Linked DNA regions of Mus musculus: region 1 is linked to region 2. Evidence: chromatin loops called from intact Hi-C (ENCODE). Cell type or tissue: heart. All regions are shown on one strand. Links, peaks and the distances in the headings refer to the core of each region. The heading gives the core; the rest is flanking DNA.

Region 1 (15,801 bases), core at 2,830-10,829, 120 kb before region 2:
ACCTGACTTGGGGGTCTATAGGAAGTGGTTGCATGTTTCCTGCTTGACAATGGTCCCTCAGATAAAAGCAGACTTGTGTCTGTGAACCAGGATTAAAGGGGGGCGGTCAAACCAGCATTCCTCTTTGGCAGGGAGACATATTCCTGTCCTTGACTGTGAATCCCTGTTTCTTTCCCCCTTTCCCTCTCCTGACTGGGAATAAAGCAGAAGTTCGTTAGCCTGGGTGGGCAGCATCTGTTGACTATGTAATCTGGACTAGAAACTGAGAAGAGAGAGCAGCCTGCAAAATCAGTGGCATCCAGAAACCTCTCTAAGATGACAATGAAGTACGTTAACAACACACAAACTCTACATGGGCAAAACAAATCTGGGGACTGGAGAAATGGCTCAGCACGTACTGGCTGCTCTTCTGGAATACCCAGGTTCCATTCCCAGCTCCTGGATGGCAACTCACAACTGTCTGTAACTCCAGTTCCCGGAGATCCGATCTCCTTACACAGACATAGATACAGGCAAAAAGACCAATGTACATCAAATAAAAGTAAATAAATGACTTTTTAGAAACTAACGGATGAGAGGGCCAGTGAGATGGTTCAGAGCATAAAGCAATCGCTGCACAAATCTGATCACCTGAGTTCTCTCCCAGGAAACCCGGGAGAAGCAGGATGTAGAGAACCAACTCCACGAAGCTGTCCTCTGACCTCCACACATGCACTGTAGCACGGTGGCACCCACGCACGTCACATACACACCCACACACACTAGGAATAAATAAATTTAGAATTCTTTTGTGTATATGTACCACGTTGAATAAGAATGGAAAAATGGAAGCAGAACCAAGAGCAGAGGCAAAGAGAACTTTTTGGATGCTGGAGTGGGAGTCGATTTCCCCGAAGAGGGAGAAACGCTGGACTCCAGAATGAAGCTTCACAGTTCACTGTCAACGGATCAAGGTCTTTCCCCATCTCCTGGCAGGACCTTCATGTTAGAGAGGCGTTGTCAGCTCTAACCAGGAAGGACCTGCAGAGGGAGGGCACTGGCTCCACAGCTGAAGAGCTCTTCTGAGGAAAGCTTCCTTCCTGGCCATCCTCATGTTCCACGCCTGAGCTGAGTCCAGGGGAATCGGAGGGTCGAACTCCAGACGTTGCAGCCTTCATGAGAGGCATGGGGAGAGAAAGCAGGGTGGGTTCTGCTGAGGGAGGGGTCACCAGCATTTCGAGGTCTTTCCCCTCCGCTGAGTTCTCAGCGTGAGTGTGAAGTGCATGTTAAGAACCAGAGTTCTGGGGCTGGGGAGGTGGCTCAGCGGTTAAGAGCACTGGCTGCTTTTCCAGGGGTTCTGAGTTCAAATCCCAGCACCCACATGGTGGCTCACAACCATCTGTAATGGAATCAGATGCCCTCTTCCGGTGTGTCAGCAACAGCATACTCATATACATAAAATTAATTAGCTAATTAACTGAAAGAACCAGGCTTCTAGGGCTGGGGAGATAGCAAAGAGGGTTCTGTGCAAGTGTGGGGTTCTGGGTTCAATTCCTAGAAACCAGGTTAAAAAACATAATAAAGCAAATGCAGTGGTGTATATTTGTAAGCCCAAGGCTGGGCAGGCAGAGACTCACTAAGCAACCAGTTCCAGGCCAGTCAGACATTTGTCTCAAAACAACAGCAACAATTCTGAAAGGCAGATGGCTCATGAGGAACAACATCTGAGATTGTTCTGTAGCGCACACACACACACACACACACACACACACACACACACACACACAGAGAGAGAGAGGGGGGGGGTTCTGGCACCCAAAAGAATTATGGCATTCGGAGGTCTTACTAAAATCCCTCCCTTCCGGGATGGCTCCTGCCTCTAAGCTACAGATAGCCTATCCAGAGCTCAGATCCAGCAAGCTTCACCTAGAGAGCCAATACCGGACATCAGGGTGGTGCAGCCAGTGCCTTGTGTGGACTCTGTCCTGGCCCCACCTCGCACTCCATCTTCCAAAGCACCTGCTAGGGCAGTGTTTGGGGTTCTCAGAGCCAGAATCCTCACTTCTTAGCCCTTCTTATACCTCTTGAGTTAGCAAGGTGAAAGAAACAGAGACCCAAGACTGTTGCTATTCTCTCATCCTCGAGACGGCCCGAGCCAAGCAGAGCCGAGCCTCCACGGGAATGGAGAGAGAAAAGGACATAGAGGATTCACATAGGGCACACTGCAACGAATGAGGCAAGGAGCTAGCTGCCCACACAATGCCACGATTGAGCTCAAAAGCAGAACACACTAAAGAGTAGGGGTGGCTAAGAAAAGAATGGAATCTTGAACAATGCCCATTTATATAAATGAAAAGTTCAAACACACAAATGGCCAATAAACCATGAAAAAGTGCTCAGTTTCATTAGTCACCAGGGAAATGTCAATTAAACCACCATGTGAAACCTCTGCACACCCACTCAAGAGACTAAAGCAAAAAAAAAAAAAAAAAAAAAAAAAAAAAAAAAATTACAAGAATGCCCAGTGCTAGAGAACATAGATGAACCAGAGGCGTCACTGTAGTGGCGTGGATGCCAGCAGAACCAGTTTGGAAAACCAGCAACGTCTACAGAAGGTGGACACACTCTACCAAAGACCCGGCAACTCTCGTCGGGTTCAAGGGCACATGCGCTCACCTCAGTTCATGTCCCAGAATGTTCATAGCACGCTATTTATGCTAACCCTAAACTAGCAACCACTCAAACATCCATTAGCGGTACAATAGAGAAGAGCCAATGGGCTAGAACAAAGACAAAACAGCCACGTGGACGGACTGACAGATACATACTGAAAAATGAAACATAAAAGAGTTTGCAGTTTCTGATTCCTTTTTAAATACAAAGTCAAAGCAAGCAAACTCAAGGCCAGTGCGGTGGGTCCTCAGGGGAAAGGCATCAGCCAGCAACCTGAGTTTGTCCCTGGAATCCACATGAAGGTGGAAGGTGAGAGCCAGCCAACTCTAAAGTGTGCCACTGACCTGTGCAAGTGGGTCATGGCGTGGGCACCCACAGGCACACTCCATCTTCATCAATAAACATATTTAGAGCAAGCAGAACCAACAAGATGTTTGGGTAGGTAAAGACTCCTGCCTGCCACCAAGAATGGGAACCCGAGTTTAGGCCCCAGAACTCACATAGTGGAAAGGCAGAACTGACTCTTGCAAGTTATCCTCCGGCTTACAAACACAGACATTGACATATGCTCACGTGCGTGCACGCGCACACACACACACACACCACAAATGAAATGAGTAAATATGTAAAGAGGGAAAAAAACCAAACAAACAGGCAAATCAAATCTAGCCAAGAGAATTTGATGTCGTTAACCCTGGGGCTGGAAGTGGTGACATTAGAGCTGTTAAGGGAATTCTGGACTGTGGTATTGTTTAGTCTCCACGTGCTGGTTATAAAGATTTGTTTGAGGGAGCCCTAATATTAAACATTTAAGACACGTGTACTTTCCTATGTGCAGGTTTGATAGAAGGGAGGGGACACAAAAAAACAAGAGCCTAGAGCAGTCAGAGATAAACCAGATGCCCGGAGCATGCGCCCTAGGGTGTGGACACCTCTTTACAGCATGTACTTCCCTGGGAACTCCCCTTTCTATCAGGAAGGATGCTTGGTGAATAGGGACAGCAGTGGGCTGGTGGAAACAGGGGAAAGAAGGGAAGCCCTTAGTTGGTTACTATTCTTATTAATCTGACACCCAGAGGACGTACTTCTGGGCATGTCTGACAGAATTCCTAGAAAGATCTACCCTAGATGTAGACAGCATTCTTGCATGGGGGTTGGGGGAGGGTCCTGCAGTGAATAAAAAGAAGAGAGCAAGCTGAACACCAGCCTCACCCGTCTCTGCTTCCTGACTGTGGGTGCAATGTGATCAGCCACCTTACGCCCCTGCCTGGGCCTTCCTTCCGCCATGGCCAGAATAAACCCCCTTCCTGAAGTTGCTTCTGTCTGGTGTTTTGTGTTTGGCTTTGGCAATGAGACAAGAAATCGACACAGTCATAGGAGAGAGCAGTCTCAGAGCCGGGAAAGACAATGTGTCTAATTCAACTTTGAACCTGGGGAGGGGGGGAGGACGGAATAAGAATGAAAAGAAAAACCTTCCCTGCCTCTAGCTGCTCTGTGCATATTCCTCGTTTACAAAATAGAGCCTGACAAAGAGGTACCCTGGATCTGGCAGGATTTCATAGTGATGATGGTACCGAATACTCTAGATGCCTGCTGCCCTTTCTCGCACTGTGCATCCTGTCTCAGAGTCCCAGTTGTGTGTTCATGATTGAATCTCCAGTGGGTATGGGTTTTCATTTCTCCTTTCACAAGCTTTACACACACACACACACACATACACACACACACACACACACACACACACACACACACACACACGGGGGGGTGGGGGGAGGAAAGGAGCTTAAGCCTAGTGTATTGATGCTCTGTGTAGCCCACCGCTCTGGTCAACATCCCCCGGCAGAGCACTGAGGAGAAAGGATTAGAACTGCTCAGAATAAAGAGTAAGGAGGACTTTCCCTCTAAGTCCCAGTACCTTTACTTTCAGCCTCTCTCCATTCAGAAAGGCCATTTACAGGTCTGAATCTGAATTCTGAATCCGGAGGCTGGTGGTTAAAGATTCAGGGGAGGGTGGGTCCTCTGGTCTTTGATTTGCCTCCTGCCTGATGGGTGTGGGCTTCAGCTGGGCTAAGGTGAGTCCCACAGGGGGAGATCTGCAACGGGATCGTTGGATGCACTTCTCATGTTGACCACTAGTGGGAGCTGCTGGCCAACCTCAGGCCTGACAGGAGCTAGAGGCCAGCCGCTGAGTGGTAATGTGGTTCCTCTGTCAGACCCTCCCGAGTTCATCCCATTCAGAGTCTGGAACAACACTGTATACTGACTTTTTATATATCCTCCAAGGCGTCAGAAATTCCTGGAGCCCCACACTCAAGTCTCAAATGGACAACACCACTGGCCCACAGCCACCTCTTCAAAATCCCAATAAAGAAGTTGCTGGGCAGACCATGATGGTACATACCGTTTCAGGACTTGTGAGGCAAAGACAGGCAGGTCGCTGTAAACTTAAGACCAGCCTGATCCATACAGCAAATTCCAGGTGACCCAGAGATACATGGTGAGACTCTGTCTCAAAACAAAACAAGTCTGCCTCTGGTATGTGTGTGCTCACATGCGTGTGTGCGTGAGCATGCGTGTGTGCATGCTTGCGAGTGTATGTGTGCACATGAGTGTGGGTATGTGTGAGTGTGTGTGCGCTCTGTGTGTGCGTGCGCGCGCTCTGTGTGTGTGTGTGTGTATGTACGCGCGCGCGCATGTGTGTGTGTAAGCACGCGTGCAAGTACATGTATGACCCATGCATATCCTGGCTCCCAAACCCAGAACCCCAGCACCCTTTGAAAGCCAGCACCAGCTTTACCTTCCCAGAGTGTGTGTTTCTAGCAGCCTGACAACGCTGCCGAGAAGGATAACTCCCGGGGAAAAGGACAAAGTGTGTGTGTGTGTGTGTGTGTGTGTGTGTGTGTGTGTGTGTACTTCTGTGTTCCTGCGATAGCCCTAGACTCTGAGGCGCTGTCCTTCACAATAGCCAATGGAAGTAGCCTCTCGTGTTTAACTATGGGAGATGTACTCCCACTGGCCCCGTGCCTTTCCCTTGTGGGTCTGGCTGTCGGTATGCGAATGTATGAATCTGTACCTACATGTACACGGCTGTCTGTCCAAGTGTATGAGTGTTCCGGACAGTATCCTTGTTGGACAGTCCTGTCAGTGTAGGACTTGGTATCCCTCTGTGGTTCAACTAAAAGGCTGAACACAGCTCACAAGGTGAGTGTACGGAGATGCTCGTGTCTATGGGTTTGCTGCTTGTGTTTAATACAGAGTCTGGCGGTGTGTTTGATTTCAGTCTGCTCTCATGTGTCAGCATGTCCACATAAAAATCTGCAATGCATGGGTTTCTGTACTGTCATTGTGTCTCTAGAAATGTGGTTCTAAGTGTCCCGGTGTCAGTGTGTCAATGGATGTGTCTCTAAGTCACGTGGTATCATTAGGTTTATCAGTATGTGTTCCTCAATGCCAGCGTATGTCAATGGTGGCTAATGTTCATGTGCATATCTGTGCGTCGGTGTCTGTATCCCTGTGTGCATGTGTGTCAGTGTGTCTCAGCATGGATGTCAGGTCATGCCCATGTCCATGCACGTGGATAAATGAGGTGTCTGGGGTAGGGTCCCCAGATCATCGAGGAGGGGTGTGTCTGTATACTCTGGTTTGGGCAGTGTGTGTGCCAACGTTTGTCCGTGTGTGCCGGTCCAGGTCTGCGTGGGTGGCTCTCTGTAGCGAGGCGTCCGCAGGTCGGCGTGCGTCCGCTTGTCTGTCTGTCCGTGTCCGCGTGGGCGGCCGTCTCCAGCAGGGCGCGCCCGGGGTCAGAGTGGTGGGCGTGCGCCCCGCCGGGCAGGGTGGCTCTCCTCGCGAGCCAGGCGGGCGCAGCGCCACGTGCGGAGCCCCGGGCGCGTCGCTCTGGGGCGGAGCCAGCCCGGGGCCCCGGAGCCCCAGGCCGAGCCCAGGCGGGGCCCGCCCCCGACCCCGCCCCCAGCCCGAGCCCGCGCCGCCCGCCGAGCCCGGGAGCCCGAGCGGAGCGGCGGAGCCGAGACGGCGGCGGCGCCCGTGGGATGTGGGGATCGCGCCCCCGGGGCCGCTGAGCCTGCGCCCGCTGCCCCAAGCCCTACGCCGAACCGAGCCCGCGCCGCGCTGCAGCCGCCCACCCCTAGGCGCGGGCCGGGGACTAGCAGGTGAGCGATCATCCCCCGTGTCCCGCAGTCCCCCGCTCCCCTCTGTCCGCCGCCGCCGCCCAACTTTCCTCCCCGATGGCCCGGAGCCCCCCGGCCGGGTCCCCAGCCCCCGCAGCCACTATCCCCGAGGGGGGAGGGGCGGGAGAGGCGCAGGTGGCCCGGGCCGGGGTTCCCCTGGTCCTCTCTGATCGCCGCGGGTCTCCTCCCGTCCCCTCTCCTTCCGGGTTCCCCGTGCGCTGTCGAGGGCCGGGGGATGGGGAGATTCGGCCCCGGCTCCGGGACCATCGCTGGCGCAGGCTCGCCGAGGGGCTGAGATTGGGACCCGGATTCCCGAGGCCGGAGACCCCAAGGTCAGAGCAGCGACAAGGCGCGCGGAGAATGTAGCTCTTGAGAGCTGGGGGTGAAAGGGCTGAGCGGGCACTGACCAGGGCTAGGGAGCAGGCCGAGCGCTTCTTTTCCCTGGGCCCCGGGGGTGGAGGAACCAGGCACCTGGGCTATGCCCTGGGTTAGACGAGATCTCTGCACCCTAGGAAGGAATCTGTGCGCTCTATTGGGGGTCAGATCTGCGAGTGTGCCTTGTCTTTGGGAGCTCCCACCACGCCAAGATCTTGGTGCCCTGTTGTCGCCTTGAAGCGGTCGCATCTCCTCCTGTGTCTATGCGCTCTGAGAGGGGAGAGGTCTCTGGACATGGAAATTCGGGAGAATTCTCTGCCCTCCTTGCTTTGACCTGTACAGACTCGCGCACCCGGACAGGAGAGAGAGGAGGTCCCGGACCTCTGCGGTATTTGATCGTCTTTGGAGGTGCCCTGAGAGGAAGTGAAGGTGCCTAGCTTTGTCTGAGTATTGGTGGGGACAGTGACATGGTGGGGACTAGCAGCCTTGGTGCTCATGATGGGAGGAAATGCTCAGGATGCGGCCTGGCTGTAGGCAGGCCTTCCAAACACCTGTTGGAGGGCAGCTTACAAAGATCAGCCATGGAACTCACTCTTGTCTCCGTAGCGACTTCAGTCTAGTGGGACCGTGGGATCAGTGTGCCCTTGGGACCCTGAGCTGCCCCTTACAGCTGTGACCCCCATGCACCATCTAGAGAGGCACAGAACAGGACCTCCATGAACCCCAGACCTTCTGTAGATTCACTGTCTTTCAGAACTAAGGCCCCGGCGCAGCCCAGCCCTCGACCACCCCTCCACTTCTCTACCTGTCCCTTCCCACTTAGAGTTGGCTGTGTGCACAGAAAAGATGGTAATACAGAGGAGAGTGAACTAAAGGCGGGACAGGCTGCTGCCGCAGAAGCAAGAGACAGCTGGGACATGGGACACTAACTAGGTCTTTGCTAGAATGTTGAAGGTTCTGAAACTTTCACTACCACCACATGTAATGAGGCCCATGGGGGGTCAAGAACTTATCCAAGGTCACACAGAATCATTGGACTGGGGAGAACTCTCAGGGTAAAAGTCCCTTGGAATCTATTTCTTGGGGGCCAAATTGGCCCAGAACTGACCAAAGAAGGTCTAAATAGAGAGAGAAGAGTGGCCTCAGGTGCTAAGAACCCATTTTCAAAGCCTGGTGTAGCATAGACAGCTGTCATCCTCTAGAGAGCCTAGTCCCTGTGTGTGGTGGCCATCAGAGCTCCTCTGGAAGAATTCCAGGGTTGACTCACTTGGCATGAAGAGCAAGCATGGAAGAACAGTGGGAAGTACCAGAGACAGCTGGGGATGGGGGAGTGGAGGAGGCTGGTGCCCAGGCAATCCACAAAGAAGAGACTCCTAGGGGCAACCTGCAGCAGTGAAAAAACCACAGTTCCTTTCACAGGAGACGCGTTCCTGTCCTTGAGAAAGCTTTTGGAAGAGTGCAATGGCAGAGGTGTCTCCCCAGAAACACAGAAGAGGTCGCAGTTTTGATTAAGAGAGTCAAGAGTATTGTTCTAGCCAGATATCCTTCCGTCTGGGTTTTGAAGCATGAACAGGAGTTTTCCTGGTGAGGATAGTGTAGTTCAGTCATCAACCAATCAGTACAAAATACAGAGGGATAAACCAACAGTTAGTTGAGCGATCCATTGGGTCCCATGTTGTGAGGAGAAGCGGAGGCCACAGTCACGGGGGGGGGGGGTGGGGACGACGTTTGCAAGCTCTTCTTGTGAATTGGGAATTTATCCTCAGTAATGGTTCTAAAAATAACTAAAAGGCACTGAGTGCTTTCCATAGACCAGACCTCACCAGGCACTTCGTAGGGTTCATCTCCCAGAGCGTCCCGCATCAGCCCACAGTGGGGACCTCAGTCACAACCATTCTGCAGATGATGAAGCTAAGGGCCGGGAAGGGAGAGCAGCTGGGTCATAGCACGCGTCTCCCAAGTAGCTGGACTCTGCTGTAGATAGGGCCTGTGCAGACTTAGAAAGCCCTTCAGCTGAGGGGGTGCACCAGGCAGGCCACTGGTGACACCCTGTGGTGTCCTCTGCTGAGAAACCTGCCAGTATGCCACCTATGCCTTTCAGGGCACCCAAAGCTACCCATGCTTTACCCTGTGTATACAGTGAGGGGCATGGGTGGGTGAAGTCTGGTGGTCAAGTTTGGTGTGAGCAATTTGACTTCAATTGGGCATTAGAGGGAAGGATCTGGGAAGGAAGCTTCCCGAAGGAGATGGGGCTGAGGTAGATGCTGCAGAAGGGCAGCCTGGGCTGTTCATTGGAACCAGGGCTGCCTGGCCACCGGAACATCACTCACCCGGGAAGCTTTACATAAAAACATCTGCTTGAAGCTCCGCCCCCAGGCATGCTAATTCTCTCTCGGTTCTGGGGCGGAGCAGGCAGTGTCCTTCTGAAAACAGAAGACAGGTGGTTCTGATGGTGTTAGAGGCTGGAGCCAGATGCTCAGAGACACTGGACAGCCTGGTCAACAGGGAAGCCAGGAGGGTAGGTGGTACTGACCAGAGGCAGAAAGGGCCCCTCCCCCAGGAAGGGGAAATCCCCCATTTCTGCTGAGAGATTTTTAGAAGGTACCGTCTGCGCTGTTCATGGACAGATGAACAAGAATGAATAATTTAGAGAGAAGTGCCCATTAGATTGAGCCGCAGTGAGGGCACCGGTGACCTCTTCAAGAGAAACGGCACTCTCTGAGCCCACGGGATGTGGTGCCCCGCGTGGATGGGTTCTGGTGAATGAACACACTTGGGCAGGCGAGCTGGTTTGGAGTGGGTTAAGGCACGAGCAGGAGATGACTTGGGGGAGCATGGGTGGACAGCCTTCTCGGGGGTCTGACGGCTGGAGAGGGAGAGGGGGCCTGTGAGGGATGGGTCCATTCTGGCTTTAGGTAGAACCTGAGTAGATGCTGTCAACTAGGCAGTCCTGCGGTGCATCATGGGCAAGGGCTTAGGAAAAACATCTCGAGTGAAGGACCAGAAGCCTGTGGCTCAAAACTGCACCTGAGAGGTACACACATCACAGTTTGCCCATTGGGCCGGTCAGGGAGGCCAGGGTGAGGTGACCTCTGCAAGGAAGGTCATGGCGGGAACTGATTCCCGCCTCTGCGTGCCGAGTGGGTCCTTCCTCTGGGGAGAAAAGGGAATCCCCAAAGCTGTATTTAGAGACAAGAGGCAGGATGGGCTTGCCTAGAGCAGGTGTCCATGGTGACAGAATTTGGACAAGAGAGGCTGGAACCAAAGTGCCACAGCTAAAAGCAGGTGGGGTGGATGGGGGCAGAGAAAGAAGAGAAGAGAAGACACAGAAGGAGGCTGGACATTTGGGGAGCAGGGCAGCTGTAGGAATGCCTGGGTCTGATAACCACCCTGTCTGCCAGGCCAGGCTAATCACACACCGAGTTCAGAAGCAGTAGAGCCCAGCCTGGAAGGTGGGGTGGGCAGCATAGAGTGAGTGTTCAGCATCTACTCTGTGCTGTGGAGGGTTCTAAGTATCCAAGAGAGGCACAGCGGCTGTGAAGTTTGCATAGTCGTGGGGAGAGAGACTGTATACCACGGAACAGGGAGAGTATAATTTTAGGTAGTGGCAAATGCAGTGGAAGGGTGAACGGGGATTCCTGGTGAGGGACAGTGAGTCCCGCGTAGCCTGGCTGAACCGGGAGCTTCTGAAGGAGGCAGCTAGCTGATCGGGACTTGAATAGCAAGAAACATGTAGGGAGAGACTACTAAAGAGAAAGCTGTCTGTGCAAAGGCCCTGCGGCAGAAACTAGCTCAAGGATGTCTACTGTGGCCAGAGCAGAGGGCTAGGGATGGGAATGGAGAGAAGGCAGGTCTCTGTTCTAGCCCCGCCCCCTCAGTGGACTGCCCCTTCTGTGTGCCTACACCACTCTCCTTGGGCTGGCGCTGGCAGCAGTTCTTGGGAATGAAGCTATTTTTAGATACGACTCTCCTCTCCTGTGGGCCCAGAACATACCGTGTCTTTTAAAGATGATCAATATGTGCTGGCACTATTTATAGAGACCCTATGTCAACTCCTGGGGCCTGGGACCCCCCAGACGTTGGGGATAGGCATCACAATACAACCTTAAGGATATTGACATAGATTCTTTAATCCAGTCCTCAGTCTATCTTCTACTCTTGAAGGGTACTGAGGACCTTGGAGCCTGCCTATTACCCCTGGGCCAGAAAGACCTGTCCAGGACAGATAGAAGACAAGCTTAGAATGGAGGTCCACACTCCCCTATGGAGAGTTGGTCAATGTGCAACAGCGGGAAGCCTGCCTGGTGGAGACAGGCCTGGAGGCTACTGGGGGGGAGGCTGCAAGGGAGGGCTGGGCTTGGTTCTCCTGGCCTGTAGTTGGCATTGCTCGGTAAGGAGAGGTGTTTATGCTCTGAGTCCTTTTTCTCTTCTCTTCAGTCTCATTAAGTCTCCCAGGGAGTCAGTGGAAAGTGGAGTCCCTCAAGGGGTGTTTGCTGATGGCAGGGGTGGAGCTGTTCTTACAGCGTCTGCGTGGCCCTGTGTTTCTCTTGCCCACTCAGAGAGCCCTGTGTACTGAGTACCAATGACTGCTCTTACACCCCTGGAGCCAGGGACAGCTCTGGCTACCCTGGGGTCTTAGAGCCACCCAGGCAGGCTTTAGCTGGTCAGGACTTTGGGCCTGGATGTCACTTTGTGAACAGTGGAGGCTCATCTTGGATAGGGAAGGTAGAAAACACCTCTCCAGCAGGGATGGAGTCTTGAAAGGCCCTGGCTTTGGAGGTGGTTTTCAAAGAGATTATAAGGCAGGCAGAGGCAGCCTGATAGCTTAGGCACCAGAGCAGTGTGTAGACTGCACCTGAAGCAGACTGGGTGGAGAGGGCTGATCTCAGAGCAAGGGTACCCTGCCAAGGGAGAAACTAGTCTCAACAGGGAGTCCCTCTGCCTGGCATTAGAACCCAGTCTTGTTGATCCAAGCAAGGGACTAAGACCAACCTCTTGGGCTACCCAGCTAAGCTAGGAAGCCCAGCTTATTTCTTCCTTGGCCAAGGCCCCACCCAGGGGTCATCAGTTGACACAGAAGTGCAGGGAAGTCGAAGGACTGAGGCCTGCCCACACAGCCAGAGACCCGAACGGAAGGCGGCCCAGGCACCCAGCGCCCACCCCACAGAGCGCTTGGGTCGGATGCAGCACAGACTGCCAGTTAAATAAAGAGACAGCTAGTTGCCAACAGCACTGGAAACCCAGGGAAAGCCCCCACTCGCTCACTGAGCCCGAGTGCCGATTAGATGTATAATTGCTGAGCTTCCGTTTCAGAATCTGTCCAAGGCAAGGAGACGAGAAAGAAAAGAAAAAAAAAAAAAAAAAAACCTTCCAAAGGAGCTACCACCGCCTACCATTCCCAGAGAGAGCAGATGTGGGGCACATTCTTGTCCTCGCCTTTATCTGTGCCCACTTGGGTCACTTCTAGCCTTAGTGCATAGGTAGTTTACTGTGTACTCACCACAGCTTGCCTAAAACAGCCCTCATGTTTTTGTGATGCTCTCCAAGAGGCCCCACGACTGTGCTAGGCATTAAGCAGCTGACTGAAAGGGTCAGAGAATGTCTTAGTTGGGTGGCAGTACATGCCTAACTGTACACACTTGAAGAGTGTGTTTCTTGAGTTTAAATTGTCCTTCAGTTGAGAAGTGCACTGAGTGCAGTATACGGTTGTAGTATGGCCTGGATGCCTTTGTGGCACAGATTCCTTGTCTCTGTGAGTTAGTCCCTCTCCCTCTGGGCAGTAAGACACCCCAGAGGGAGAGACTCTTGGGTTTCCCTGGGGGTATGAATAGCTCCTCCGATGTACACAGTAGGTGCCCCATAAATTCCTCGGTTGCCATAGCATCCATACACAGTTCCCCTGTGAAGGCTTTTTCAGCTCAGGTATCAGAAAGATGAGTTGGAAGACACTGGACTGGGCAGAGTCAGGATGCTGGTGGCTGTCTTCTCGCAGTGTGCACTTTGAGGGTCTGCAGGAGCTCATGCAGGGCACTGTGTGTGTGTGTGTGTGTGTCGGGGGGGTGGGTATTGTTCAGAGTCTGGGATAGATGGCCCCTTTGTGACTAAGCCAGTCCTCTAACCCTGTCCCTTTGTGGTCACAGGGTGTTAGGTTTTCCAATTACCTGCCCTGGAGATCCGGGGCTGGACAGTGTTGGGCCCTTGGAGAATAGCAAGCACACCAACACCTGTCTTAGAGATTCTGTGTGCATGGGCCTATGAGAAGGCTGACAGGGAAGGCTGGGCACGGCGGTAGGGTGCTGGGTTCACAGGGTGCTGCACAGAGTGTGTGTGTGTGTGTGTGTGTGTGTGTGTGTGTGTTTAGGGGGATCCTGCAGATTCTGTGTTTCCACATACCTAGCATCTAGATACAAGCCAGTACTAGAGAGTGGAGGAACCATTGCTCCGTGCTTTCTGTGGGGGAGGAGGGAAAGAAAAGGACAAGGTTTAGAAGAGGAACTCCTGGTTTGTCTTTGTGGGTGAATCCAAGGTAGGACCAGATGAGCCAGACCCCAACGCAGCCCAGTTCTATCCCTGACTGGGAATTCACTTCTGTGGAACTAACGCGGATGGGGTTTTCCTGTCAACAGAATTAGCTGGGTGTTGGAATAAATGAGATGCAAATGTGTGCAAATTAGGGCCTCCCCAGAAGCTGGGGTGGGCGTGTTCTCCTCGGGAGGGATGGGGGTGATTGGGCAGGCCTTCCCCGAGATTTCAGGAGGTGAGGGGAAGCGGTTCCGACCTGCCCCGCTCCTCCTCGGGGTTGGACTAGACAGGGTTAAAGCCTCTGCTGCAGCCTCAAAGGAGCGACCCAGCAGGGAGCAGGTTAGCTGAGGCTCGGGTGCAAGGACGTGTCAATGTGCCTTTGATCTGGGAACAGGGACCTCTGAATGCAGAGGCCGGGGCACCAGCTGGCACCCCCGTGGAGCCTTTGTCCGAACAGTTATCCTAGAGAGCTGGGATTGTACAGATAATTGCCTGGGCAGGAGGGATGGTGTGAACACTCTGTGGGCCCCACCCCCTCCCCCATTACCCCCACCTGTGGCTTTAGCTTCCGTGGCCACCCATAACCACCGCCAGAAACCAGGTGGCTACTTTCTGGTCTACCAATACAAGTCTGTTTTCAATCGCTTCTGTAGCTCCGGCCCTACCTCCAGAGGCCTGATGCCAGGGCAGGTGGGGCCATAGTAGATTCACTTTGCTAAGTATCGATCTCCAACCAAACTGGACAGGATCCCTGGATGCCAGCCACAGATCTCAGGGGTCTCTGGTAGTTACATTTTTTTGTGTAAAGTAAAAAGAAACGAGAAGTTATTTTAACATGTTTCTTTTGACCCAGTATTTTATCAAATTAAATATGCATTTAACGGTAATCAACATTAGAAAGGATCAACAGAAGGGTCAGCATTCTTTACCTCCTAAGCCTGCGCCATGGGTCACACACAGGGTCTGTCCGCTGTAGCCCTGTCCTCAGCCCTTAGAGCCACACACAGCGAGTGAGTGACTGTTGGGCAGCGCCAGAACCAAGAGGAAAACTGCCAGAGAGTCACTTCTGTCAGAGGAAGTGCCAACGCTGGGCACAGGCAGAAACCGGCCAAGTTTCCTTAGGCACATCCACCCAGCCTCCTGGGGTGAATCGGCCCTCTTTACACACACTCAGTCCCACTGATGTCCTTTCTCTTAGTCCTGCCCAAAGGTGAAAGAGACGGGTAGTGCAGTGGTTAGGAGCTTCCTAATGTCCGAGTATCAGATTTCTCACCTGGGAAGAAAGGATAATGCCCTCCCCGCTTCGTGGGATTGTAGCAAGGATAAAACACCATGCTCCAAAACTGCAGACACTGCTGAACATGTGCACGCAACACACACACACACACACACACACACACACACACACACACATGCACAATGACAGGCTCATAAAGAACATGAGACAACTCTGGCATGGCACCCCCATGACCCCATGACACCACCCCTGCCCCGAAGGAGCCAGAGTCAAGGTGTGGCTTCTTGACTAGACAGCATTTGTCCCTTCACCCATCCAGCTCATTCTGCTCTGCTCCGAGAGCTCGAGAGATGCTGGGGTGGGAGGTGTATGTAGAAACGAGTTCTCTGCCAGGTGATGTAAGTACTCAGGTACCAGGGACTGGACAGGAGAGAGACAGGCAGGGTGGTCTGGTGTGGAAGGATCTGAGCCGGGTCTCTGTGTGAACAATAACTTGTTGTGTAACTGTACACAATGATGGTGGGCCACACAGGGGACCATGGTCTCTGGAGATTCTGAGAGAGATGCAAAATACCTACCACCTAGTGATGCTGTAGCTATTGTAACATCTCAGTGCAGGGCTGTCCTTGTGTGTGTGTGTGTGTGTGTGTGTATGCATCACAGAGCTGTCCTTGTGTGTGATCATGCACGTGTTGATACATGTGTGCTGCTGTGGAAATGAACCTATATTGTGAGCATAGAGTATATGTGCAACTATGAGTAGTCTGTGATACTTGGCAACAATCAGCAACTATGTTATTAGCTTGTGTGTTGTTCCCTTTTTTATCATTTATT
Region 2 (15,801 bases), core at 3,358-11,357:
AAACTGTGTATTCCATCCTCAACCAATCCTCTCTCTGTTCCTGTATGAGGCTCCTCATTCTCAGGGATGACGGCAGATGAGGCTGTCCTGCTGAAGCACGGGAAGATGGGATGGGTCCCCACCTCATGCCCTATCTCCAAAGCCTTGACCCAGCCACATCCTACAGGCCTACAGGTCCCACCCTGGAGTGAATCACTACTGTCCTGGGGACCCGTTTCTATAGTGTACATAAATTTATTATTGGTTTTTATTTGGTTTCATTATTGTTACTGAGATAGGGTCTCTCTATGTTAGCAGGCACTGGCTGGTCTTGAACTTGCAGAGAGATACCTTGCCCGGAAACAAATAAGAACTTACATGAAATGGGCGCATGTACAATACCGGCTGCCGTGTAGGACGGACTGTGTACCGCCAGGCTCTCCCTTTTTGTCTCCACCACTGCTTTTTTTAAACAATCACACTGAAGGCCTGTTTGTTCAATCTGCAGCACAAAGCTGAAAGGCACAGCTAGCCTGGCAGTGTCGGCGAGATGAAACTGGACTACCATAAACGTGAACTCCTTTGAGGTGGGTAGAGATTGTACCAAGGAGCTGAACAGTTGGCGTATATAAAACTCCCTCTTGTGATCCACGCGCTGACATGTGGGTGTGTGGTGAGCTGCTGATTTGACGGCGGGTCAGTTGAAAGACCTGGAGCAGCTTGTTGGAGTGGGTTCCACTCGTACCACAGTATACGGTGAGAAAACTGGACTATGCTTCAGGGACCAGCCACTTCCTGGACTCAACGCGGCACATCCTGACTGCTTTACTGGGAAGAGCCCTGTACAAGCGTGTAAAGTCCGCTGCTCCCACGTCTTTGTGAGCTTCCTGCCCTGAAAGGACCTCAGGCAAAAGCTAGTATCAGCCAGGAAGGCGAGGGTGTCAGGGAACAGCCTGAAGCCCCGCCGGGGCTCATCACAATCAGTGTTCTTTTTAAATGACATATTCCGGGGCTGGCGAGGCTGCTCAGTGGGTGCACAAGTATCAAGACCCAAGAGCCAATTCCTCAGCACACGGAAGACCAGATGTGGCAACACATCTGTACACAGCATGCCTAAGGCAAAATACAAAGCAGAACCTCCAGAAACTTTCAAGCCGCCCAGTGCTTAGCCTGGTAAAATCAACAAGAGACTGCCTCAAGCGAAGCAGAAGGCAAGGGCTGACACCCGAGGTCAGCCTCTGATCTACACAACTCACAGGGTGGCATGCACGTCCTCACAGCTATACACAGGTGCATGCATACGCACCCATGCACTGACACACATGCATACATACACGCACACACACACACACATACACACACGAGGACTGGAGAGATGACTCAGTGGTTAAGAGCACTGGCTGCTGTCACAAAGAATCTAAGTTCAGTTCCCAGCACCCACATGGCCGCTCACAATATAGCTCCAGTCCCAGGAGACCTGTCCCTCCTAACCTCCTTGGGCACTAGGGATGTACATGGTACACAGACACACAGAAGCAAAACAACCACACACTTAAAATAATTTGTTAAAATGTCGACCCCGGCCTCATGACAGACCTCCAGAACCAAAACCTCAAGGAGTAGGTAAGGGATATATATTTTTTTTAAGTCAAATAGATGATACACTGCTCCGGATCAGGGGTTGCCAACCTTCCCAGTGCTGAGACCGTTCACACAGTACCTCGTGGTGTGGTGACCTCGGCCATGAAATTGTTTCGCTGCTACTTCATGACTGTAACATTGCTGTTATGTGTCATCCTGTCAATTTCTGTGTTTTCTGATGATCTTAGGCTACCCCTGTGAAAGGGTCTTCCAAATTTTCTTTTTCCAAACAGGATCTCGGTACACAGTCCGGCTTATATGGCCCATTTGCCTCTGCTTCCCAAGTGCTGGGATTATAGACTTGTACCAAACCTGGAAGAAATTTTGGTAATTTTTCTTTTTAGATTTGATAGCATATTTTGGAAACATGGAAGAATGTCCTTATTCATAGGCTGCATTAAGTTCAAGCATGAAAAGTGACCTGTCAGCTGGATGTGGTGGCGCATGCCTTTAATCCCAGCACTTGGGAGGCAGAGGCAGGCAGATTTCTGAGTTCGAGGCCGGCCTGGTCTACAGAGTTCTAGGACAGTCAGGGATACACAGAAAAACCCTGCCTTAAAAAAAAAAAAAAAAAAAAAAAAAAAAAAAAAAAAACCAGTGACCTGTCACGTCTCAACTTACTTTTGTAGTGGGTCAACAAATGAATTTTAACAGGTTTCGGGTAGAAAAGCGCCAACGAGACAAAACAGCGGGGAAGAGAATCACTACACGCAACAACACTTCTGTAGGCTTGACGTTTCTGAACATAAAGCTGAGGGAATGAAGCTACTAGCTTCCATGCAGTGAAAACATGAAACCTGCCTGGCAGATAACCTGGGTCTCCTGCCAAGCCACAGGCTCTAGCCTGACTGCGAGGCTGTGGCCGCCCAGCCTAGCTGACGCTTGTGGAGATGAGACCACACTGACCCCTAGAGGAACTCAGCTCTCAGACCAGAGCAAGCCTAACCCCACACTGGCAATGGCCATGACAGATTGCATTGTCCCCAATGATGTTCACGGCAAAGGGCAAAGCCCCCTGCTTGGCCTCCTCCCGTAGGCTGACCAATTTCTAAATGTGAGGCTTTGTGCAGGACAGCCATGCCCAGTGTGAGGCCAGCCTCATCAGCTCCACCAGGACAGGGCACGCGTGCTCAGGGGGACCCACGTATTACTTGTCACTGTGGCCAATCACCGGTCAGAAGCAACTTCGGGAAGGATTTATTTGATCCGACAGCGCTGGGATTCCAGTCCACTATGGTATGGGAGGCAGGGCAACAGGAACAGCAGTCTCCAGAGGTTTATATGTTTCTATGGCGGCAGACAGAAAGCAAAGCACACAGGCCCGAAGCGAGAGGGGGTTAACCTTCAAAGCCTGCTTCTACTGACCCACTTCCACCAGTCAGGCCTCCTCTCCCAAGAACTGCAGGGCTTTCACAGGTGCACAGGCTGTGGGTGCAGTTGGCAGGGCACATCCTACCCCTCACAAGCCGTTAACAGGAAGTCTGCCACAAACGGAGTGAGCTCAACAATACCCTCTCAGATGAGGCAGGGCGCACAGGTGACATGGAGGCACACAGGATCATGCCAGTGTCAGGCTGCAAACTGAGCACAGCTCTGCAGGAAGCCATTCCCTCAAGAGCAGACTGCCTCTCCTGCTGGGCACTCGTCAAAGGCCGAAGAGAAGGGTAGAGGTCTCTGCTGGTTAAGATGTAAGAGCAGAAATGGCAGCGCAGTTCAGGGGCTCGCATCCCTCTCCCTAACCTCTCTAACTTCCAGTAAGGCTTTTGCTGTATTCAGCTTTGGCCAACAGCCTTAGTCCAAAGACCAAAGAACTTGAAGACATCACTAGAAATGATGAAAGATTAAGAATTAAATCTCCCTCCCCGAGACAGGGACTTCCCACAGCAGAGCCAACCCAGCCTGGTCATTTCTTCAGACCAGGAACTGGAAGGGTGAATGGCCCAGAAGGCTCAGCCCAAGAACCTGAGGGAGCCCACTGAGGTGACGAACAGACAGTGACCCCACTCAGGTTTGACTGGCTACAACGTCTGCCTCTGACACATTTGATACTCAAGTATGGCCCAGGAATCTGCTGCACTGCAATCCAGAAAAACGGACAGTCACACTGAGGGGCCATTTTAAGTGTTTGTTTTGGGTCCTCTTAATGCAAATGTTCACAGGACAATTCAAGGATCAGTGTTATATGTCAATAGATATTTCACACATAAAATCTGAGATCGGGGCTCAAGAGCACTGGCTGCTCTTGCAGAGAACCCCGATTCAACTGCAGAGAATCCAGCATTCACACGGTGGCTCAGAACCATCTGGGATTCCATTTCCAGGGTATCCAATGAGCTCTTCTAACCTCTGTGGGCAACAGGCACTCGTGTGGTATGCACAGATGCAAACAGGCAAAACACTCATAAGAAATACAGATTCAATAAATAAATAAATAAATATGCAGTCAGGCGTGCTGTCTTTTTGGTTTGCTCTTATTTCTGTCTTACAATGGCCAGGTAGCATCTGCCATAAGAAATAAAATCCCAGGCTACAGAAACTTTCTGATACAGACAAGATTCTTCCTGAGTAGGGAGAGTGTGGGAAGCAACTCCAAAGCCAGCAGCAAGCCAGGCCAGCAGAGGAGAGCACGGCAACAGGAGGAGGAGCTCGGCTGCATAAACACATGGTGGGAACCTGGGGCACAGGCAGGAGGAGCCTCAGCCTCCTTCCCAGGGCTGCTGGAGAAACACTCAGGCCCCGCCATCACCTCTTTTCTGAGGAGAGAAAGTAACAGATTTTTTTTTCGGTCATGGTGACATTTTGGCTTTCTATCCTCAGAAGGACTGGCACAAGTTAATGGGGAAGAGGAAGGTACCGCAGAACGGAGCTAATCCGTCACTGTGTCCTACACCTGACAGTTTCTTTTTCTCCAAATGAAGGAGCAGAAGAGGGTCAGCCAGAGCCTTCTTGTCTTTATTGTAAAGTCATGCATTTCTATCGGAGGCAAACACAATGCCACAAAGATCACTCTCGTATTGCTTGGAGGACAGTGGCAGAGTGGCAGATTCAGACGAGTCCTTTTGCCCAGAAGCTTCTGGGCTGTGCGCATGGACTCAGGACAGCTCAAGATCTGTATAAACCAGTCTGGAGGTCAGCACAGACAGCAGCTGCTCTTTCCCCAGGCAATGAGCTGGTTCGGACCTTGGGCCCAGGCTATACCTACCTGTGGTGTGCTGGTCCAGCAGACAGCAGGACCAGAGGTACCCGGCGACTCTTGGCAAACACCTTTCTTGGGCTCCTTTAGAAAGGCCCCAATGAGGCAAGAAACATACTTATCTGGCACCATGTGATCCCTGGAGGGAACCACAGTCTCTGGTTAAACCCACAAAACATCTCCATCTTTCCAAGACCCACTGTTTTTTCCCACAGAAATGATGCGAGAAGAGACACACCCTTCTCACCAGGAGGGCTGTAGTGCCAGAAACAGCCGTGGATGCAGGTACGGACTGAGTTACATCCATCTAACTCTGTCTTGACTCTGAGGCACCCTGGATGACTTCTGTTGAATACCAATGGTAAAGATACAGAGTTCTCTGAGCCTCATCTTGCCCACAGGTAAGATGGGACAGCAGGGTTTGCACAGAGGAAGAACAGTCACTGGATTCTCCAACACAGACAGATGGGAGGACTTCAGGGTCATGAGGGAAGGAGCACGTGAGAGCAGAGTTTTAAAACCATCTCAGCCACCTCGGATCCCAGAGAAGGACGACACTGAGTTTTGAGCCCCGAGTCTTTGGAGGATTTTGGTCAGAATTCCATCATTTCTTGAAAATAAACCTGTTGGTCACAGGTGCTCAGTGCACACCGAGACAGACACTAGGACTGCTTTTCCAGCTGGGCGTCCTTTTGCTCCTTAGCCTTCAGTTCCTCCAGCTTTTTCTCATAGCGACTCAGGAAGTAATCGTCAGGTTCCACCCCTGAGCTCTTCAAAGCTTCCAGAACCTTCTCCAGTCTGGCCACAGACCGGGCTCCATCAATCTTCCTCGTGCTCAGGTACAGAGTGAATTCCTGGAAACCCAGGAGCTTGCAGGTGTCCACAGAGCAAATATTCCGGATGTCCCTGCTTCTATCCAGACGGGGGAAAAACACCAGACCTGACATCTTCTCCAGGTCATGGAGGCTCACCTGGAACTCGGATAACTGGGACTGGAACCCAATGGCTTTATTTGGCACCACAAAGGCCCCCAGCGCCAGCGGCTCCGTAGATTCCGGGCTTCTGCGAGCCAGGATCACCTTGTAAAGGTGCGAGGGGACGGCCACGTTGTCCTCACCAATCACCTAAAAACAGAGGAGTCCGATTAGCGCACTGGGCTGTGCCGACACTTCCCAGGTTTTGCTCCCACACCTCTGTAGATGCCATACAGGAAACGGCCTGTGAAAGGCCTCAGTGTAGCATTCAACCAACTGCCAAGGAAAAGGAAAGACATTCAAACAACTCGTAAGTACTGACCAGTTCTAACCAGTCTTTAAAATACTGTTACCTCTGTAAGCGGTGGCTCCAGGCTTTAATCCCAGGACCCTGGAGGAAAAAGCAGGTGGATCTCTGAGTTCAAGGCCAGCCTGGTCTACAGGGTGGCCAGGATAGCCAGGGCTACACAAAGAAACTCCGTCTCAAAAGGAGCAAAATAACGACAAAAAACCATAATGTTACCCCAAAGGGCAGGGGTCACAGTATGTCCACAGGACGGAGGACAAAGGGGTGCCACAAGCAAGCACTGAACTTCCAGTGGGAAAGGGGACTGTCATTTCCTCCTCATTGGCTAATCAGAACTCCTAACGCTCTAAACATAGAAGTCAGAACTGCTGGCTTCAGCACTCCCAGCTCTTACAGTAAAAACAGCCCAAACGCCCCAAGAAACAACAGACAGCCCTTGAAGCTGCAGCCAGACACAGTAGCAACAGAACTTTCTAGATGACCTCGATCGTCGCTCACATGCAACTGCTTTTGTTTAGTTCCAAATGCTCCTGGATTACCAAACATTGAACTTCTAAATTATGCCGTCAAATCAGACACTTTAGGAAAGTAGCCACACAATGAGGAAGGCAGAGGCAGAGAAACAAGCCGCTCTGTAGGTTGGCCGTATTAATGAAATAACAGGATTAAGAAGCCTCTTCAAATGTCCTTCCAATATGCTTAAAAGCCTCCATCTGTTGTCTAAAAAACAAAAGCGGGATGTCCATTTGCTTAATGGCCCCCGATAAAATGACAAGACCCAACTGGGCATGCTCGAAGTGCCCAGAGCAGGCCTTTGCTGCCGTCAGTCGGTTACTCTCCTGTCAGACAGTTCTAGCTGTAGATGAGATTCCCTGTCAGAAGCCCAAATAAGGCAGCGAGATGCAAGCCAAAAAAGAGGTTTTCCCTGATTTTTACAAACTCCTATCTGCATTGCACATAGCCCAGAATTCCATGGTCTGTCTGTCACACATTACCACAGCCAGCTACAGGACTTCAGGGAAGACCCTGCCACAGGATCTACAACAATGCCTTTGAACATACGGAAAGTGGTTGGTTGGTCAGGGCAGAGCAGGGCTTATGAAACCACACTGCTCACAGGTTCGAGATCTCGCTCCCAGGGGTGAGCTGTGCACGAGGACGTGAGACCATCGAAGCAAAGGGATGAGAAGGTAAGCTGGTGTTCACACTCGGGTCACAGAACCCCAGCAGATGCTCTGGGTCCCAGGCCTAGCACTGACCCGAAGCACGGTAAAAAGGTGGTGCAGCTAGGAATCCTGGCATCCAGGTGAAGGCAGGAGGGCCATAAGCTCTAGGCCATCCTTGGCTATACACTTAAGAGCTCGAGGCCAGCCCGGACTACGAATCTCATTACAAAGGAAAGAGGAGGGCACAAAACCCTGAAGCACACTATCTGCAGGAGAGCCGACTGCCACGGCATGTGGCCAGATACTGAAACATGATAAATAATAACAGTAAGGGCTCAGGAACCAAAACTAAGGACATAACTACGATGGAGCCACACTCAAAAGGCGGTAGGAAACGAGCTGCAAACATCCCACAGTGGCTGGTAAGCCAAGTCCTGGCACCACCTAGTGGGCTTTCCATGCCACTGCAACACAGCATGAAAACCCTGGGATCCTTCTATACCATTCTCTTGCCTATGTCTCTCTTGTGAGCTCCCTGTCCGCAAACAAATGGTCATTTTTCACAAATAACTACCTGGTCATCATACGGTATGACCATCAGAACTGCTAACCGAGTCCCCTCACTTCCAGGAAAAGTACCCATAACTGACACCCCACTTCCCGGCTTTACTTGCTTCCGTGCCGTTTTACAGTTTTGGGGTTTTAGACTCATGACAGTTTGAGGATTCCCAGTGCTGCAGTCCAGAGGGCATCAGGGATGCTGGGCACCAGCCTATCCCTCAGCTGTACATCAGTCCTTGACAGAGATCCAATTCACAGCCACAACATGTGACTCTTCTGGCCAAGACCTCCCCACGGGTAAATAGAAAACAAAATCTACTTTCATTTTCTGAGGAGCCTTGTCTGAGTTAGTCTACTTTTTTCTCAGCACACGCAAAAGACACTGTGCCTGCTTGAAAATTAAATAACCCAGTGTCTGTTCCTTAACTTTGGGACTTAGAGCCAGGCAGTGGTGGCGCAAGCCTTTAATCCCAGCACTTGGGAGGCAGAAGCAGGCGGATCTCTGAGTTTAAGGCCAGCTTGGTCTACAAAGTGAGTTCCAGGACAGCTATGGTCACCCAGAGAAACCCTGTCTCAAAACAAAACAAACAAACAAACAAAAACAACAAAAAACTTGAGACATAAATAATCTTAAAATAACTTAGGGTTCTTTTCCTTATAGGTAGCTCAGCAAAACACATAAGCATTTACTTTCAGGAAAGTTACCGCCAGACAATGTCCCTGGAACTCATGCACTGAAGCATGAGGCTGCTGACCAGACAGACACCTACTCAGGGTCCACTTTGTCATAAGCTATAACTTATGTCATAAACTATAACACAACCAGGCTCCTTTCCTCATTTCTAAAACAGCACCAGCAATCCCCAAATGCCCCTCACAGGACTGTACCGACAGCAGACTGATATGGTGAGACAGAGAGAGAGAGAGAGAGAGAGAGAGGGAGAGGGAGAGGGGAGGAGGAGGGAGAGGGGAAGAAGAGGGAAGGGGAGGGGAGGGGAGGGGAGGGGAGGGGAGGGGAGGGGAGGGGAGGGGAGGGGAGGGGAGGGGAGGGGAGGGGAGGATACCAACAGGCAGGAGATAATTGTGAGTTTGAGTTTGGGGCCATCCAGGGCTATATAGTGAGACCCTGATTCCAAAGGGGGTGCGGGTATGATGGTGCATAGTTATAATCCCAGAACCTTGAGGTGGGGGGAGGAGTAGCAGTTGAAGGCCAGCCTGGGCCATATGAGACCCTGCTCAAAACAACAACAACAAAAAAAGATTTCAAAATCATCAAGACCTATTTTTTAAAAAACCTATTTTTTGAAGTGGATGTCATTCAGAAGCCAGGTTTTGCAGTGGCAGAGTGGACACCGTGGGCTCCAGCAAGATTAGGGCGTTAGAGGTCAACATGGAGAAACGAAGTTCAACACAATGACCGCGGACAAAGGCTTGCCGTGGCTTAACAGGAACCAAGCTTTTAATATCAGTACATCAGCAACAAACCTTTTCACAGAAGATTTGGCATACAAGTGCTTTACAAAGGAGATCGCTGTCGCCATTAAAACACTCAGGAACCCTGAACCCTTGTCAAGGCTAACAAAAACTGGAAACTGACCGACTGGAAGTGAGTAGAAAATACAACACATATAACAGCTAGAAGATGGACTCCATGTAAGTTGGTCGTTTCCTAAACACTGGTCAGAGTGCCTCCTTCCTCCCCTCTCAGTGACAGAAACCCGGTACCCGTCATAGCTGCAAAGCCACCCCAGTTTCAGAAGAAGTTGGCAAAAAAGAATAGACTTAGCCTGCTGCTTGCAGTGTCATAGCTATCGTGTCTTGAGTGACGTTAAGATAAATGCATTTAGTGACAGACACCATGTCCAGTAAGACAAGGAGGAGAGGAAGAAAGTCAGACCAAAAATAAAATTGCCCAGACACACTGAGAGACCACGCCGTTAAATGGCAATTACATGGAAGAGAAAAAGAAAACAGGGTAGTTTGAAAACCATGGGATCCATGCACACCTACAAGGACGAGGGGGGGGGGGAGGAGGCACAGATGACACCCAGGAGGGGGAAGTCAACAGGAGTGTGTCGGTCAGCCCTGTGTCACTACAACTGTTCAAACGGAATAGAGCCTCCACCTGCAGGGAACTGCTCAGGAAGTAGGTAGATGCGGAAAGGGACAAACATTCCCTAGTTCTCAGGAAGACGATTCCTTTCCTACCAGGATGCCTCCAGACTCCTGGGCCAGGTTTCCAATTTTCTCCCTCCATGGGAGTAACTGGCAGAAATCTGGAGCTTCAGACACTGCTCGAGTTACCACCAGCACACTCCTTGGATCATTTACAACGTTCAAACCCAAATCTTCAGGTTTGCTTCCCTTATCTGGACTCTCTTTCGCAATGCGCACATCAGAGAAAGCACATGGATAGCCTCAGCTATACTAAGGGCGATTCTGATTCGAGCTGTCAGCTGACTCACTTCTGATAAAATCACTGCTACTCGCCCTCCCTGAGGGCCACATGCACTCAGTTCTAGGGTGCTATGATCCATCTCCCAGATCCTAGTGGACATCTCTGCCTGGCTGTAAGGAACCCTCCTGGCCCATTTTCTGCTATTTCTGCATGCTCGCAGATACTCCTTGCAACTGGCCTCCACTGAGAACGCCTTTCATTTCTGACAGACTCATGCTCTGTACTGGACACTCAGCTGTCCCTGTGGCACAGCCTCAAAGGACAATGCTCTGACAGAGTGAGCATCAGGTGTGGGAAAAGACAGAGCCAGGCTTGGACCTCGCCTCGTAACGAGGAGCTGTGTGACCTGGAGTTGACCTCTGCAACCCTCAGTTTTCCTGGGTGTAAAGGAACAGCCGCAACGTTTGGGTTGGTGAGGGTTGTAGCCTGATGCCCTCACGGCACACCAGTTCGTCTGCTTCACTTCTCCAGAGTCTACGCTCGCACACGCTCCGCACCTGCACAGCACCTAGGACGTCCCCCACGTTGGCTGTGTACGTTCTCCTGAGGGACAGAGCGCGTGCAGCTGAAAACAAGCAGCAGCCACGTGGCTCGGAATCATCGTGCCTAACTGCCAAGCACCACCCCAGAGCGGGGGCTCAGGCTCACACTGTTCCTTGAGAGGAACAGTCAGCTCTCGAGGGCTGTGCAATGTGCACTAAAATGCCTGACTGGAACTGATATCTCTAAAAGGTCCCGCATGCTGGAGAGCCGCCTGGATTCTGGCTGGACGTTCAGATCTCTGCACCAGGCCCCGGCCCTTCATCTCTTCAGCCTCCTCTGAATAAATGTGCTCACTGCTTCAGAACAGGCTGCCCCTCCCCTACTCTTCCAGTCTCATCTTTCCTCAAATGTGCTTTCCTTAGTGAGACTACAAGATTACACATGCGTATACATTTCCATACAAATACAAATACATTTGTGTGCATACAAATACATTTTTTTGCCCAATTAAATTGATTTTTTCTTTTATTGAAAATTATCTTTTTCTCACATAATGCATCCTGATTATGGTCCCCCACACACACTCCTCCCAGCTCCTCCCCACCTCCCTCACATCCAGATCCACCTCCTCTCTGTCTCTCATTGAAAACAAACGGGCTTCTAAGGGATACGAAGAAAAAAAATAAGATAAAACAAAACCAGCACATTAGAATAGGACAATGCAAGCATACAGAAGGAAGAGAGCCCAAGAGAAGGCACAGGAAGCAGACGCAGACTCACCCACACCTCCTGGAAGTGTCCCGCCTCCCCGCAGTCCCCACCCCACGGAATGCACAGAGCCATGATCTCTTAACATCGACTTCAGCTTCCCCCTCACTTTACCTAGGTCTCTGCGGTTGGGACTCCCCAGGTGACCAATCCTGCCTCCTCACCCTCCTCTCCCTCATCAACTGTCCATTACCATTCATTTTCTCTGTGGCCACCTTTACACTCTGTATGAGGAGCACCCAGAGCTTCCAGGTACACACTCAAGCTTGATTTAAATGCACTGAATAGCTGAGGTATGCCCCAGCTACTTGAGAGGTGAACTCCAAGGACTGTCTGATTCCAAGGCTTCCAGAACAACCAGGGCAACACACCAAAACTGTTCTAAGGAAATGACCATAGTGAGTGAGGGGGGGGGGAGCGGGGAGGGACGAGGAAGCTAAAGGACCCCGAGGATAACGCCTTCAGGAGCCTACTGATCTCTCTGTCTGAAAGGTAAGGGCTTAAATGACCTGAACCATCTCAACTAGAAAGTGAAAGCGCCCAGAGACAAAGTGGATCTCTGTGAATTTGAGCCCAGCCTGTTCTACAGAGTGAGTTCCAGGAAAACCAGGGCTTCGTGGAGAAGCCCCATCTCTAACCTCCCCACCCCTAAAAAAGAACTGAAAGTCAAAGCACATGACTACACTCTTAGAAACGGCACCGGCGGTTCTCTGCGCGCCCTTCGCCGTCCCCTGTGTCTGTCGTTTGTTGTACTTGTCTCTCAAGTGGCACCAACTTAATGACATAGAATTACATCTACTTCCCTACAAGCCCAAACACACACACACACACACACACACACACACACACACACACACACACAGAGGAAGGAAGGGAGGGAGGGAGGGAGGGAGGGAGGGAGGGAGGGAGGGAGGGAGGGAGGGAGGGAGGGAAGGAGAAAGCAATCAAGAATACCGCTTGAGGACTGTCACTTACAGGTGTGCACCACCCTCCCCCATGACAGCCCCTGAAGAAAGCTGAGCTAAAGCTCTGCTGTTCTAAACATCCACAGGCCCTAGACATTGAAGACCTGGAATGGTAAGGGCTCAGAAGCCCAGAAAATGAAGACCTAGGACAAGTAAGGCTTTAAGACGGAAACAAAAGCCAAGACCCTCACTCAAAACACACTTTCAGGAAGCCTGGCTGGCCTCATGCGTCTGATGACTGGGACGAAGGCTGACGGATCTCCAGAAACTCTTCAGGCTACTTGAACCTCTTGAGCACCATCCACTGATAAACTAACGGCCAAGTTCCATCACTGACAACATCACATGTGCCAGTGCAATGAAAACTGAGACCAGAGAACATCATCTTTGTATTTTTTCCATTTTGAACTTCAGACTTTGTAAATGGTCTAAGAACTCCATTATTCACCCAGTCCACCAACTGGTAACATTCTCCTTGATGCCTTTATCATTCTCCTTTCTGTTGTCCCTAAACTTATTTAAACTAAGTCACAGGCTCATTCCTTGATCCCCTAGGATGTACTGTCTAAGAACAGACATTCACTGACACAGTTACAGACCAACTACAAAAATCAGGAAATTGAGTAGCATCATCTATCTGGTCTCCAAACCCCAAGCATGGTCCACGTGTCCCACACACCGCCCCAGCAGCCCTGCTTTCTGCCTTCAAACCACACTGCAGACTTTTGTTTCCATGTCTGTGACCCCAGCCCAGCTGGTTCCCTGGCCTTTGTGTTCATGGCATGACCCCTTCTTTGAGAAAGCACGCAGTGTTTTATAATGTCCTCCCCTGGGTTCCACCTGCTATTTCCACACAACGGAATTGAACAATACCCTTTTTTGCAGAAACGGCATTTTTATCAGTAAGTCCCGTTACTAGAGGTAAGAGCGCTGGTCATTTGGTTTGGAAGTTAAAGTTATATTTCTCACCTCTCTGATCATTAAACGACTTATGGGATGATGGGCATAAGCCCTGCTCCTCACAGAACTCCTGCTACACTGGCATCCACTGATGACACCTGCTTGAATAGATTGTTACTGTGACGGCCACAAAATGATTCCAAAGTTTTCCACTCGTGACAACTCCACAGCTGTCAGTCAGGAGCGCCCTGGCCCCGTGGACTCACTCACTAGCGGTACCGATGTAACTCAGTTGGTTTACACTATATCTGGCTCTCATATTTAGTCACAGATACGGGAAGCCTGTGATTGTAGACTCAGGCGGCTTGACCCCACCACCTCCCAGCTCGCTCCCGTGTCCTTCTGATGATCCGTTTGTCTGAGTTCTTCCTTTCCTAGGGCACTCTGGAGGGAACCAGACACTTCTCTGGTGGGGGTGGGGGGGTGGGATATTTAACAAGAGGTGACTTTTAGAAGACAAGATCTGCCTGCCGATAGCTAAAAGCCTGTACCATTGCTTTGAAGCCCTCTTAGCACAAAGAACTTGGACACATGATTTTGTAAATTGTAGATTAGAAAATCATATCCAATAAGAAAAGCAATAAATAAAACGAATGTTTTCCACTATTGAATTGGAACAACACAGTAGCAAAAATAAAGCCCACCAGAATAAATAAATATAATGTACGCTTTGTTTATCTTTTGGGGTATTGTTATACTTTGTTATGTTGTTTGGTTCTGAGGGGTTTATTGTGTTAGGTCTTTGGTTGTTTTTTTTTTTTTTGAGAAAGAACTTAAACTTGGGTGTGTAGGGAGGGGAGATGATCTGAAAGGACTCAGGGGAGGAAGAGAATATGATCAAAATATGTTTAATTTTAAAAATTATCTTATACAATAAAAATATGTAGCAAGATGCTCTGAATTGAGTTAGTTCTTCCTTTATGCTGTGTAACATTTTATTACAGAGCAGGTTATTTACGTAAAGCTCTCAGTTTCACACACACAAAACATGAGTGAAACGTTTCAGATTTATGGGTCACCAGTCTTTCCTGGAGATGGGAGTAAGAGGATTTAGGCAAAGCCAAGAATAATTACATTTCCAAATTAAAATAACAGACAGCTTTAGGCACTTTCACTCTAAGATAATTTGGAAAAAAAAAAACCTAAAATTAAATGAACAAGTTGGTCAGAAGAGGAAGCTGTCTTTTGCTTCCTTTAGCACCTCTGAGAATGACTGAACTTCCCAACCCTGGAACCCACATGAAAGCAGTAGGCACAGACACGCACAGTACACCCAGACAGCAAGCACAGGCAAGTGCAAGCAGGCCCCACCCCACCCCACCCCACCCCACCACTGCTCCTGACCTTTCCAGCTGTTCCCTAGGCCTCCAATCACAGACTCTGGTGGCTTACTTAACCCAACTTGCATTCCCCAAACCGAGTGTCCCTCCCCTGCATGGCCACACAGTGCCACACTCCTGGCACAATGCTCAGGGTGCCTCTCCACAGAGATGCAGTCACACTCTTGGTAGAGCTGTCAGCCCTCTAAGGCGCTCCTCCGGAGAAGGTTCGAGAACACTGGAGCCTTCCAAGGCAGTAGGTACAATCTATCTCTACGTCACTGCAAGTTCTCATACACTTTGTCTATTCTCTATGGTCCCTAAGTGTTCCAGTGTCAGGAACGGAAAAAAAAGAGAGGGGCTGGTGGCTCTTATAGCGGTTAAGAGCACTGACTGTTCTTCCAGAGGTCCTGAGTTCAAATCCCAGCAACCACATGGTGGCTCACAACCATCTGTAATGGGGATCTGATGCCCTCTTCTGCTGTGTCTGAAGACAGCTACAGTGTACTCACATAAAAATAAAAATAAGGGGCTGGTGAGATGGCTCAGTGGGTAAGAGCACCCGACTGCTCTTCCGAAGGTCCAGAGTTCAAATCCCAGCAACCACATGGTGGCTCACAACCATCTGTAACATGATCTGACTCCCTCGTCTGGTGTGTCTGAAGACAGCTACAGTGTACTTACATATAATAATAAATAAATCTTTAAAAAAAATAAAAATAAAAATAAGCCGGGTGGTGGTGGCGGCGGCGCAAGCCTTTAATCCCAGCATTTGGGAGGCAGAGGCAGGTGGATCTGGTCTACAGAGTGAGTTCCAGGACAGCCAGGGCTACACAGAGAAACCCTGTCTCGAAAAAATAAAAATAAAATAAATAAAAATAAATCGAAAGAAAGAAGGAGGGAGGGAGGGAGGGAGGGAGGGAGGGAGGGAGGATGGAAGGAAGGAAGGAAGGAAGGAAGGAAGGAAGGAAGGAAGGAAGGAAGGAAGGAAGGAAGGGAACAAGAAAGTCTTCAACACAGCTGGGTG

Evidence for each region. Peaks named below come from ENCODE experiments on the same cell type or tissue, not always from the same donor. Only the 100,000 strongest peaks of a DNase experiment are listed, where the experiment ranks them.
Region 1: it touches region 2 in a loop (6-fold over the local background); 32 of 42 quality-filtered maps call a loop at or near these places.

Annotation. Positions count from the first base shown.
Region 1 is chr9:119,569,863-119,585,663 of GRCm38, reverse strand. It overlaps a transcript of Scn5a not described here. Among named protein-coding and RNA genes, the nearest start is that of Scn5a, 15 kb to the right of the region's middle. In heart, for the core only: no CTCF peak of the experiment used is centred there; DNase peaks (open chromatin) are centred at 4,793, 6,503 and 8,453; H3K4me3 peaks cover 2,576 bases; H3K27ac peaks cover 1,854 bases; H3K27me3 peaks cover 7,452 bases.
Region 2 is chr9:119,452,512-119,468,312 of GRCm38, reverse strand. It overlaps Exog (endo/exonuclease (5'-3'), endonuclease G-like), which reads right to left. Exons shown (of 6, transcript NM_172456.4): 6 at 2,795-5,937. The coding sequence ends at 5,476. Among named protein-coding and RNA genes, the nearest start is that of Exog, 15 kb to the right of the region's middle. In heart, for the core only: no CTCF peak of the experiment used is centred there; DNase peaks (open chromatin) are centred at 7,812 and 10,921; H3K27ac peaks cover 279 bases.